Regions from separate parts of the Homo sapiens genome. Here region 2 is linked to region 1. A link is an interaction called in ENCODE POLR2A ChIA-PET data of the cell type or tissue named here. Cell type or tissue: Caco-2. All regions are shown on one strand. Each heading gives the region's core, and the rest is flanking DNA. Links, peaks and the distances in the headings are about the cores only.

What was found. Peaks named below come from ENCODE experiments on the same cell type or tissue, not always from the same donor. Only the 100,000 strongest peaks of a DNase experiment are listed, where the experiment ranks them.
Region 2: POLR2A ChIA-PET joins it to region 1 with 11 read pairs; 3 of 35 experiments call an interaction of 5 or more read pairs at or near these places.

What each region holds. Positions count from the first base shown.
Region 1 is chr1:8,855,215-8,860,589 of GRCh38, reverse strand. No RefSeq gene overlaps it. Among named protein-coding and RNA genes, the nearest start is that of MIR6728, 8.7 kb to the left of the region's middle. In Caco-2, for the core only: a CTCF peak has its summit at 973 (motif pointing left); DNase peaks (open chromatin) are centred at 989 and 2,289.
Region 2 is chr1:8,438,428-8,443,802 of GRCh38, reverse strand. All of the region lies in intron 11 of RERE (arginine-glutamic acid dipeptide repeats), which reads left to right. Among named protein-coding and RNA genes, the nearest start is that of RERE-AS1, 16 kb to the right of the region's middle. In Caco-2, for the core only: a CTCF peak has its summit at 4,108; no DNase peak of the experiment used is centred there.

The DNA of each region.
Region 1 (5,375 bases), core at 116-5,115:
TCCTGGGGAAAGCAGGTGAAAGAAGGATTAAATGGGAGCTCTGGGCAGGAAGGCAGAAGGGCATCAAGAAGACCTCAGGACCCGATTTAAATGAATGAATTCCACTCCTCGGTTTCTCAAGCTTCAGGTTTCATGTGTCCGGTAGCTGCCATTTGTAGCTGCTGCCCACTGCATTGGATTAAGCAGATGGAAAACTTGAATGTTGCAGCAAGTACTGTTCTAGGGTAATGCTGAACACGGGGTGTGAAGAATACGTTTATTAAAAAGTGAGAGATGAAGCGAGTTGTAGTGGCTCATGCCTATAATCCCAGCACTTTGGGAGGCCAGGGCAGGCGGATCATCTGAGGTCAGAAGTTCAAGACCAGCCTGGCCAATATGGCAAAACCCCGCCTGTACTAAAAATACAAAAATGAGGCCGGGTGCGGTGGCTCATGCCTCTAATCCCAGCACTTTGGGAGGCTGAGGCTGGTGGATTACAAGGTCAGGAGTTTGAGACCAGCCTGGCCAATATGTTGAAACCCCATCTCTACTAAAAATACAAAAATTAGCCAGGCGTGGTGGCAGGCACCTGTAGTCCCAGCTACTCAGGAGGCTGAGGCAGGAGAATCACTTGAACCCAGGAGGCGGAGGTTGCAGTGAGCCAAGATTGCGCCACTGCACTCCAGCCTGGGTGACAGCGCAAGACTCCATCTCGAAAAAAAATAAAAAATTAGCTGGGCTTGGTGGCATGCGCCTGTAACCCCAGCTGCTCAGGAGGCTGAGGCATGAGAATCGTTTGAACCCAGGACGTGGAGGTTGCAGTGAGCCAAGATCACACCACTGCACTTCACCCTGGGCAAGAGTGAGACTCCGTCTCAAAAAAAATAAAGAGATGAGAAACTGTGGTTGCCATCTGCACCTTAAGAGGTCCCATATTCTATTACTTGATTTTTCTCCCTAAAAGAAGTATCTTGAGTTGCGCGTTCCAATGCACAGTCAGGGAGCTGGGGAGCCCTCTTGTGGACATTCTTGTTCATTGTTAATGTCAGGATTTAACCTGAGAAGCAGAACCAATAAGGAGAGGTAAAGTTAGCCAAGCATGTCGGCGTAGCTATGGTCCCAGCTACTCAGCAGGCTGAGGCCAGAGGATTGCTTGAGCCCCAGAGGTCAAGGCTGCCATAAGCCAAAATCGCACCACTGCACTCCAGTCTGGGTGACACAGTGAGAGCCTTTCTCAAAAGTAATAACTGGCCTCTGATTGTGGGGCCTGGATAAGCACGTCTGAAATTCACAGGGCTGCCAGTGGGAAGGGACAATGGCCAGCAGCAGGCTGGAACTCCAGGGGCTTGGGTGAAGCTGTCATTTCACAGGTGAAATTTCTGTCTTGAAACCTCGGTTTTTAAGACCACCTCACTAGCTGGGTGCAGTGGCTTGCACCTGTAATCTCAGCACTTTAGGAAGCTGAGGTGGGTGGATCACCTGAGGTCAGGAGTTTGTGACCAGCCTGGCCCAGATGGCGAAACCCAGTCTCTACTAAAAATACCAAAAAATTAGCCGGGAGTGGTGGCGTGTGCCTGTGGTCATAGCTACTCAGGAGGCTGAGACAGGAGAATTGCTTGAACCCAGGAGGTGAAGGTTGCAGTGAGCTGAGATCACGCCACTGCACTCCAGCCTGGGTGATGGAGGAAGACTCTCAAAAAACAAAAAAACACCTCGCTTATGGAGTTGGGCAGATCTAGAGTAATTAGGATAATTCCTTAACGTCTACTTATTAGTAGCTTTAATTACCGCTGCAAAATAGCTTCACAGTAATACCTAGATTAGTATTTGATTGAATAACTGGGGAATCGTCAAGTTGATATATCAAAGCCATCATGGTTCCCCCCTTGTCAGCTCTACACCCATATGCATTTCCTTAAACTATACTTAATCTCCAGATAATGACAGTAACAAAGTCATTCTCCTGCCTAACTTAATGCAATCATCCCACATAAAACCCCAGATACTAACCCTTTCCAGGTTCTCATGACCAGTGTCTGAGAACTGATCCTGGAGGGAAGTAAATCATGGAACTTGGGTCTGACAGTTACTGGCATGTTCTACATCTTGTTTGTCTCAACTCGAAGGCAGCAAGTTAGCATGAGTATTTTTCAGTTTGGTTTAATGTCAACATTTCCTGACTGTGAGGTGAACCTCATTTATCACTCTTGAGGTTAGATGGCAAACACAGGTAGATAGGATCCCTTCCAGTCCACACCACCCTGAAAGGAAGCTGCTGGGCTGGGGTTGGAGCCATTTCCATTGCAGGCTGGACTGAGCGGTTTACCACATTGACCCTGGAGACACAGAGGCCCCAAATAAGGAAAGCCAACTGTGACTAAACTTCCTGACCCAGCAGAAACAAAGCACATTCCTGACATTGACTGGCAGATGTGAGCCCAGCAGAAGTGCAGACCTCTGGGTCCTTTCCTGGGGAGCCTGTCTGAAGCAGGACAGGCAACATGAATAAGTTTCGAGAAAGCCATCCTCAGTGAAACATTTAAGATAGGTCTGGGGTTAGCCTGGGCTGAAAAAAAACTATATATATGGTTTGGTTTGGTTTTTTCTGAGACAGCATCTCACTCTGTCATCCAGGCTGGAGTGCAGTGGCATGATCTTGGCTCACTGCAACCTCCACCTCCTGGATTCAAGTGATTCCCGTGCCTCAGCCTCCAGAGTAGCTGGGATTACTGGCATGTACCACCGCTCCCAGCTAATTTTTGTAATTTTAGTAGAGACAGGGTTTCACCATGTTGGCCAGGCTGGTCTTGAACTCCCGACCTCAGGTGACCTGCCCTCCTTGGTCTCCCAAAGTGCTGGGATTACATGCGTGAGCCACTGCACCCAGCTGAAAAAAAAAAATAGTAAAAAATTAGCTGGGCATGGTGACATGGTCCCTGTAGTCCCAGCTACTCAGGAGGCTGCGGTGGAGAGATCACTTGAGCCCAGGAGTTGTGAGCTGTGATCACTGCAGCCTGAGCAGCAAACCGAGACTCTGTCTTCAAAAAAAAAGGTAAGTTGAAAGTTTAAAGCAATGATTCCGAAACTTGGCCACATTAGAATCACCTGGGAGGCTTCTGAAGCTTCTATATCAGGACTCACCCCAGGTCAATTAATTCAGAACCTCAGGGTGGAACCCAAAGCTTCAGTATTTTTTAAAGCTGACTCCAGTGTGCAGCCAGACTTGAGAACCGCTGGTGTAACAAGTAAATGGATTTCATAGGTGGTGATAACCAGGCAGGGCTGGAACGCCAAGCTTTCAAGGACACAGTGGGAGGCAGCCAGGCTTTCCCTGAAAAGCACAAAGTCCTGGTAATTTTCATTTTAGTGAATGCAGCCGAGGCAGGAAGGTGGCCTCTGAATGCCACCAACACAGTCCACGGGGCTGTGCTAGGAGCCTGCTTCTTAGCAATGTGTTCCATACTAGGGCCTGTAGATGCAGCCACACTAGCTGTCCCCTAAGCAGCAGGTTCCCAGCACCTGCTCCCCGATAGCAGCCGCAGTGCAGGCAGCAGTGTCGGAGAACACAGAGCCAGGCTGTGTGACTCTGGATTCTGGCTTTTCCCCCAACAACTGTGTGTCAGTTCCTCCATCCATAAAAGGGGGCTAATAACACAATAGTACAACCACTCAAGGGTGAGCACACATAGTACTATAAACGATCACACCAACTCGGGCTCCCACGCGGAATAAAATGATTCAGCTGGACAATCAGGTGCCGATACACTTAGGTAAGAAGAGGTGCAGGACATAGGGAAAGGGGAGGAAGGTGTTTAGGCCTGTAATCCCAGCACTTTGGGAGGCTGAGGTGGGTGGATCACTTGAGGCCAGGAATTCCAGACCAGCCTGGCCAACATGGCGAAACCCCGTCTTTACTAAAAATATAAAAATTAGATGGGCGTGGTGGTGTGCACCTGTAATCCCAGCTACTTAGGAGGCTGAGGCACGAGAATTACTCGAACCTGGGAAGTGGAGGTTGCAGTGAGCCGAGATTGTGCCACTGCACTCCAGCCCGGGCGATACAGTGAGACCCTTACTCAAAAAAAAAAATGTAAATTGATTCTAGGTCCCAACACTTCTCCTTGGGCTTCTGTGAGTTTCCCATTCCCAATTCCCTTTTCTATTTAGCTAACTTTATTGAGGTATCATTGACATTCAATAACAGATGTCCATTTGGAGCGTATGGTGTGTGTATTAGTCTGTTTTCATACTGCTATAAAGAACTGCCCAAGACTGGGTAACTTATAAAGGAAAGAAGTTTAATTGACTCACAGTTGAGCATGGCTGGGGAGGCCTCAGGAAACTTATAATCATGACAGAAGGCAAAGGGCACAGGCACCTTCTTCACATGGCGGCAGGAAGGAGAAGTGCCAAGCAAAGAGGGAAGAGCCTCTTATAAAACTGTCAGATCTCGCTGGGCGCGGTGGCTCACGCCTGTAATTCCAGCACTTTGGGAGGCCAAGGCGGGCAGATCACCTGAGATCAGGAATTCAAGACCAGCCTGACCAACATGGTGAAACCCCATCTCTACTAAAAATACAAAAAGTTAGCCAGGCGTGGTGGCACAGGCGCCTCTAATCCCAGCTACTCGGGTGGCTGAGGCAGGAGAATTGCTTTAACCAGGGAGGCGGAGGTTGCTGTGAGCCGAGATCGTGCCATTGCACTCCAGCCTGGGTGACACAGCAAGACTCCATCTCAAAAACAATAATAACAAATAAAAATAAAATTAAAACCGTCAGATCTCATGAGAACTCACTCTCACAAGAACAGCATGGGGGAAACCGGCTCCATGATTCAATTACCTCTATCTGGTCTCTCCCTTGACGTGTGGGGATTATGGGAATTATGGGGATTACAATTCAAGATGAGATTTGGGTGTGGACACAAAGCCTAACCGTATCAGTGTGACATATTTTAACAAATACACCTGGGTAACGGGAATATTTCCAGCACTTCCAAAAGTTCCTTGGGTCCCTTGCCACTCAATCCCCGCCCCATCCCTTCCCCAGGCAGCCTACTCTGTGTGTGTGTTTTATTTTAATTAATTGCCAATATCTAAAAAAACTGACTTCATGTAAAATCGTCAATTTCTGGGGTTTTTTTTTTTTTTTACTGTGTCAGCCAGACTGAGTGCATTGGTGTGATCAGGACTCACTGCATCTTCCGCCTCCTGGGCTCAAGCGATCCTCCCACCTCAGTCTTTTGAGTAGCTGTGACTACAGGCACATGCCACCATGCCTGGCTTATTTTATTTTATTTTGTTTTATTTTTTTGAGACAAGAGTCTTGCTCATGTCACCCAGGCTGGAGTGCAATGGCACGATCTTGACTCACTGCAACCTCCACCTCCCAGGTTGA
Region 2 (5,375 bases), core at 172-5,171, 420 kb after region 1:
TGTACCCTCTGAAGCAGCAGCCTGAGCTGTATCAGAGGCCCTTTGAGCCAAGGATGTAGTCACAGGGGCATGTGGGAAGCAGTGTCCCAAAGCTGCAGAGGGCAGCAAAACCCCATGCCTGGCCCTGAAAACTATTCTTTCCTCTTAGGTTTCTCATCCTATGATGGGAGGGGCTGCTGGGAAGGTCTTTGAAATTCCTTTAAGGCCTTTCCCTCATTGTCTTGGATATCAGCGCTTGGCTCCCTTTTAGTTACACAAATATCTCTAGCAAGTGATTGCTTTACAGCCTGCCTGAATTTCTCTCCTGAGAAAGCTTTTCTTTCTTTTTTTTTTTTTTTTTTTTCTTTTTTTGAGACTGAGTCTCACCTGTCACTCAGGCTAGAGTGCAGAGGTGCTCACTGCAACCTCTGCCTCTTGGGTTCAGGTGATCCTCCTGCCTCAGCCTCCCAGGTAGCTGGGATTACAGGTGTGTGCCATCATGCCGGGCTAATTTTTTGTATCTTTAGTAGAGATGGGGTTTCACCATGTTGGCCAGGCTGGTCTTGAACTCCTGACCTCATGATCCACCCGCCGCGGCCTCTCAAAGTGCTGGGATTACAGGCGTGAGCCACCACGCCCAACCAAAAGCTTTTCTTTCTTTGCCACATTGCCAGGGTGCAAATGTTCCAAACTTCTTTGCTCTGCTTCCCTTTTAAGTATAAATTCCAACTTCAAGTCATTTCTTTGTCCCCACATTTGAGTTAAGCTAGTAGAAGCAGCCAGGTCACATCTTGAATACTTTGCTGCTTAGAGATTTCTTCCACCAGATACCCTAGGTCATCACTCTCAAATTCAAACTTCAACAGATACCTAGGGCAGAAACACAACACAGCCATCTTTTTTGCTAGGACATCACAAGGGTGACTTTTGCTCCAGTGCCCAATAATGTCCTCATTTCCATCTGAGACCTTCTCAGCCTGGTCTTCACTGTCCGTATCACTGTCAGTATTTTGGTCACAACCATTTAACCAGTCTTTTAAGAAGTTCCAAACTTTCCCTCATCTTCCTGTCTTCTTCTGAGCCCTGCAAACTCTTCTAACATCTGTCCATTACCCCGTTGCAAAGCTGCTTCCATATTTTCAGGTGTCTTTATAGCAGTACCCTACTCCTGGCACCAATTTTCCGAATTAGGCCATTCTTGCATTGCTATAAAGAAACACCAGAGATTGGGTGATTTATAAAGAAAAGAGGTTTAATTGGCCCACAATTCTGCAGGCTGTACAAGCACGGTGCTGGCGTCTGTGTGGCTTCTGGGGAGGCCTCAGGGAGCTTTTACTTATGGTAGAAAACGAAGTAGGAGCAGGCACATCACATGATGAAAGGAGGAGCAAGAACTATCATCTATTTTTAAAATAAGCTTTTTTTTTTTTTTTTTTTAAGATGGAGTCTTGCTCTGTCACTTGGGCTGGACTGCAGTGGCGGCACCATCTTGGTCCACTGTGCAACGTCTGCTTCCCAGGTTCCAGCAATTCTGCTTCAGCCTCCTGAGTAGCTGGGATTACAGGCGTGCGCCACTATGCCTGGCTAATTTTTGTATGTTTAGTAGAGACAGGATTTCGCCATGGTGGCCAGGCTGGTCTTGAACTCCTGACCTCAGGTAATCTGCCCACCTAAGCCTCCCAAAGTGATGGGATTACAGGTGTGAGCCACCATGCCCGACAAGTTCATTTTTTAAAAGCAGTCCAATGTTGCATCTTATCCTTTTCCCCCTTTAATTTTTATTTCCATTCTACTTCCCCAGGGACTTTATACTAAGATGATACATTTTATGTTTGAAAGTCCAGTGTCCGATTGACCTTTAGTACTTCCCTGCAACAAAAAGTGTGTGTATTGAAATCGGGCATATGGTTATTTCCTTTAATAATAAAGCTCTTAAGTATAGAAGAAATGTTTTTTCAAATTATAATTATTAGAGCACAGTTGATGAAAACAACGAAATAATGTAAATGTTGATATAATTTTCATTTTTGCTTAACATTTATTGGAAATAAATTGTATGGTTTTTTTAAACACGTAAGTGCCCAGAAACCTTGTTTATGTGAGTAAGTAGATGGGAATGATAGTTTTGTTACAGTGTCACTCAGTTATTTGAATTCTTTCCATAATAATGCCAAAAGTATAATTTGTCGTCAGATATGACTTTCCGCAATCTATCAGATGACACTTCCACTAGGACCTCCTTGTGTTTTGTTGAAAGCAGAGAATCAGAAAATGTCTGACTTGTGGAGTCTTTCTCATCCTGACCTCAGAGCTAGGCACTGTGTCAGCACCAGTGTCAATGTTTTAAATTGTCCCCTTGTTCAGTGCCCCTGGGGCAGTGCTGCCTGGTAGCCTTCCAGATGGGAGCGGGGGAGAGGAGGCTGCCTTTGTGAAGTGAGAGGGGGGCAGTGGTGGGGATAGAAGAAGAGAGGCTGCATCCCCTCACAGGAGCGTGTGCCTTCTCAGGCTGATGGATTGTTGGAAAGAGAACATAGGAAAAAAATGTCTTTTGTGTCCATACATCCCATTTTGCGGACTATGGTCTTACACATCTTATATGCCAGGCCCACTTCTGGGCACTGGGAGAGTCAAGGAAACCCACGCCCCCATAGGAGCTGGGCTAGTGGTGTGACGAGGGCTAGCTTAGGAGCTTGGGGCAGGAAACCGGGCTGCATATTGCACTGGAAATTGAATGATGAAAAACTTGCTGTCCTTGCCCTCCAAGGGTTTATCATCTGAGGTCACATAATAAAGCAAAACAGCCCCCCCACCCCCCCGAAAAACAAAAAACCTGCATGAGCTAAAGAAAACCCTCTGCTAGCTCTTGTTATTTAGTGTGTTCATAGAGCAGTTATATTACTCTGGCATACTTTCTATTTTTTTTTTTTGAGATGGAGTCTCCCTCTGTCACCGAGGCTGGAGTGCAGTGGCATGGTCTTGGTTCACTGCAACTTCCGCCTCCTGGGTTCAAGCGATTCTCCTGCCTCAGCCTCCCCAAGTAGGTGGGACTACAGGCATGTACCACCATGCCCAGCTAATTTTTTTTTTTTTTTGTATTTTTAGTAGAGACGAGGTTTCACCATGTTGGCCAGGCTAGTCTCAAACTCGACGTTAGGTGATCCGCCAGCCTCGGCCTCCCAAAGTGCTGGGATTACAGACAGGAGCCACCGTGCCCAGCCTTTTTTTTTTTTTTTTTAGGTGGAGTCTCGCTCTGTCGCCAGGCTGGAGTTCAGTGGCATGATCTCGGCTTACTGCGACCTCTGACTCCCTGGTTCAAGTGATTCTCCTGCCTCAGCCTCCTGAGTAGCTGGGATTACAGGCATGCGCCACCACGCCCAGCTAATTGTTTGTATTTTTAGTAGAGACAGGGTTTCACCATATTGGCCAGGATGGTCTCGATCTCCTAACCTCATGTCCGCCTGCCTCGGCCTCCCAAAGTGCTAGGATTACAGGCATGAGCCGTGCCTGGCCATAAACCATTTTTAGAAGGAGTCAGGCTTTACCAGACTGCCAAAGGGTCCATGGCACAGAAGAGATAAAGAACTGTGCACTCAGTGCTGGCCCCTTCCACATACTACAAATAGTTTCCAGAGTCCAAGATGACAGTTTCAATACAGTGGTTTCATGGAAGGATGCTGCATAGAGTTGGTGTTGGGCACAATGTTACTGGCTTGGTACATGCACCATAGATATTTTGTTTTTGTTTGTTTGAGAGGGAGTTTCACTCTTGTTGCCCAGGCTGGAGTGTAATGGCGCGATCTCAGCTCACTGCAACCTCTGCCTCCCGGGTTGAAGCAATTCTCCTGCCTCAGCCTCCCCAGTAGCTGGGATTACAGGCGTTTGCCACCATGCCCAGCTAATTTTTTGTATTTTTAGTGTAGACGGGGTTTCACTGTGTTGGCCAGGCTGGTCTCAAACTTTTGACCTCAGGTGATCCACCCACCTCGGCCTCCCAAAGTGCTGGGATTACAGGCGTGAGCCACTGTGCCCAGCTCACACCATAGGTATTTTAAATGTTGCATTAGACTCTCAGACCTGTTATTGTCCTGCATTATCCTAAGGATGCTACTATTTCCTGTAATCCCATTTACAGTCAAGTATCAGGGAATCCACCTGGAACCGCCAGGGGGTGTGGTTCCCAAGGGTCATTGACCTTTCTTGCTCCTCCTTTCCATCTGAGGGAGAAAACTTTCATTGCCTCCAGATTGTGTTTCAAAACAATGGAGAATGTTCTTGGTTTTATTACTAAGTAGTCTTGACCTCTAGCTTCGTAGTTATTGATTGGTTTGTTTCTTTAACATCTTGACATTCATTATTTTCTTCCTGGTGTTTTCTTAGGCAGTTGATTCCTCCACACACCAGCTCTCCTGACTTGAAGCTACGGAGATGCATTTAGATCAGGTTTCTTGCATGCTGCTGGCTTTATCTCATTTACAGTATCGCATTTCTGTTGCCATACACTGTAGGATCTGGGCCTCCCCACAGCTTTAGAACAATTAGTAATTGAGCAGGAAGTGTGTTTTTATTACAGTGGCCTTTTGATTTTGATTTTACAATCATGTAGTGTTTAGCAGAGAGCAGAGGTGGGCAAGTGGCTCTCTCAAACACATTTTTGACAGAGAGAAGTCTGTTGTTTCAGCCACTTGGCTATCTGTCAGCGGTTCTCAGACTTCCCCCTTGTGTGGGTTGCCTGGCAACCTGGGGCTGGAGCAATCAAACCGTGGCCAGCGCTTCTCCAGCCCAGACTGGGAGACGATTTACTGGTGGAACTGTAAGTACAGTAAACCCAAGCCTCAGAAATGGACCTTTTTTCTTTTTTAAACCAAGAGTTTATAGAAACCATATCAAGGCAAAAAGAGAGAGAGAGGGAGAATATCAATTAGAGAGTTTTGTTGTAAACATTTTAAATAATAAAATTAGGGCCTGTAATGAGCTTATCATCTATCCAGATATGTATAAGTTAATATTTTTACTTAGTTGGATTATTACCTTTTTTTTTCTTTAACTGTTTTACTGGAACATTCAACATTTTAAAAGTTAGTACTTTTAAACGCTACATTTGAGTACTTGTGATGCTGTCTTTCCACGAAAACCTCAGGCGCAGAGAGTGTTCATGGCTAGCCGGAAGTAAACTGTGAGGCCTTGCTAGAATCAGGCCTTTGAATCAGAGCCCAGCTCTCCTGATGCCTGTGTTCCTGGTTTACTGTAGTGAGCACAAAATGCTGATTGCTCTTTTCCCTATTTTTCAAAATTAGCTGAAAAATCCAGAGACCCATCTATATGGGAAATCCCTATACCTTCTGTTCCGTTTTGCTGTGAACCTGAAATTGCTCTAACAAATAAAGTTTATGAAAACA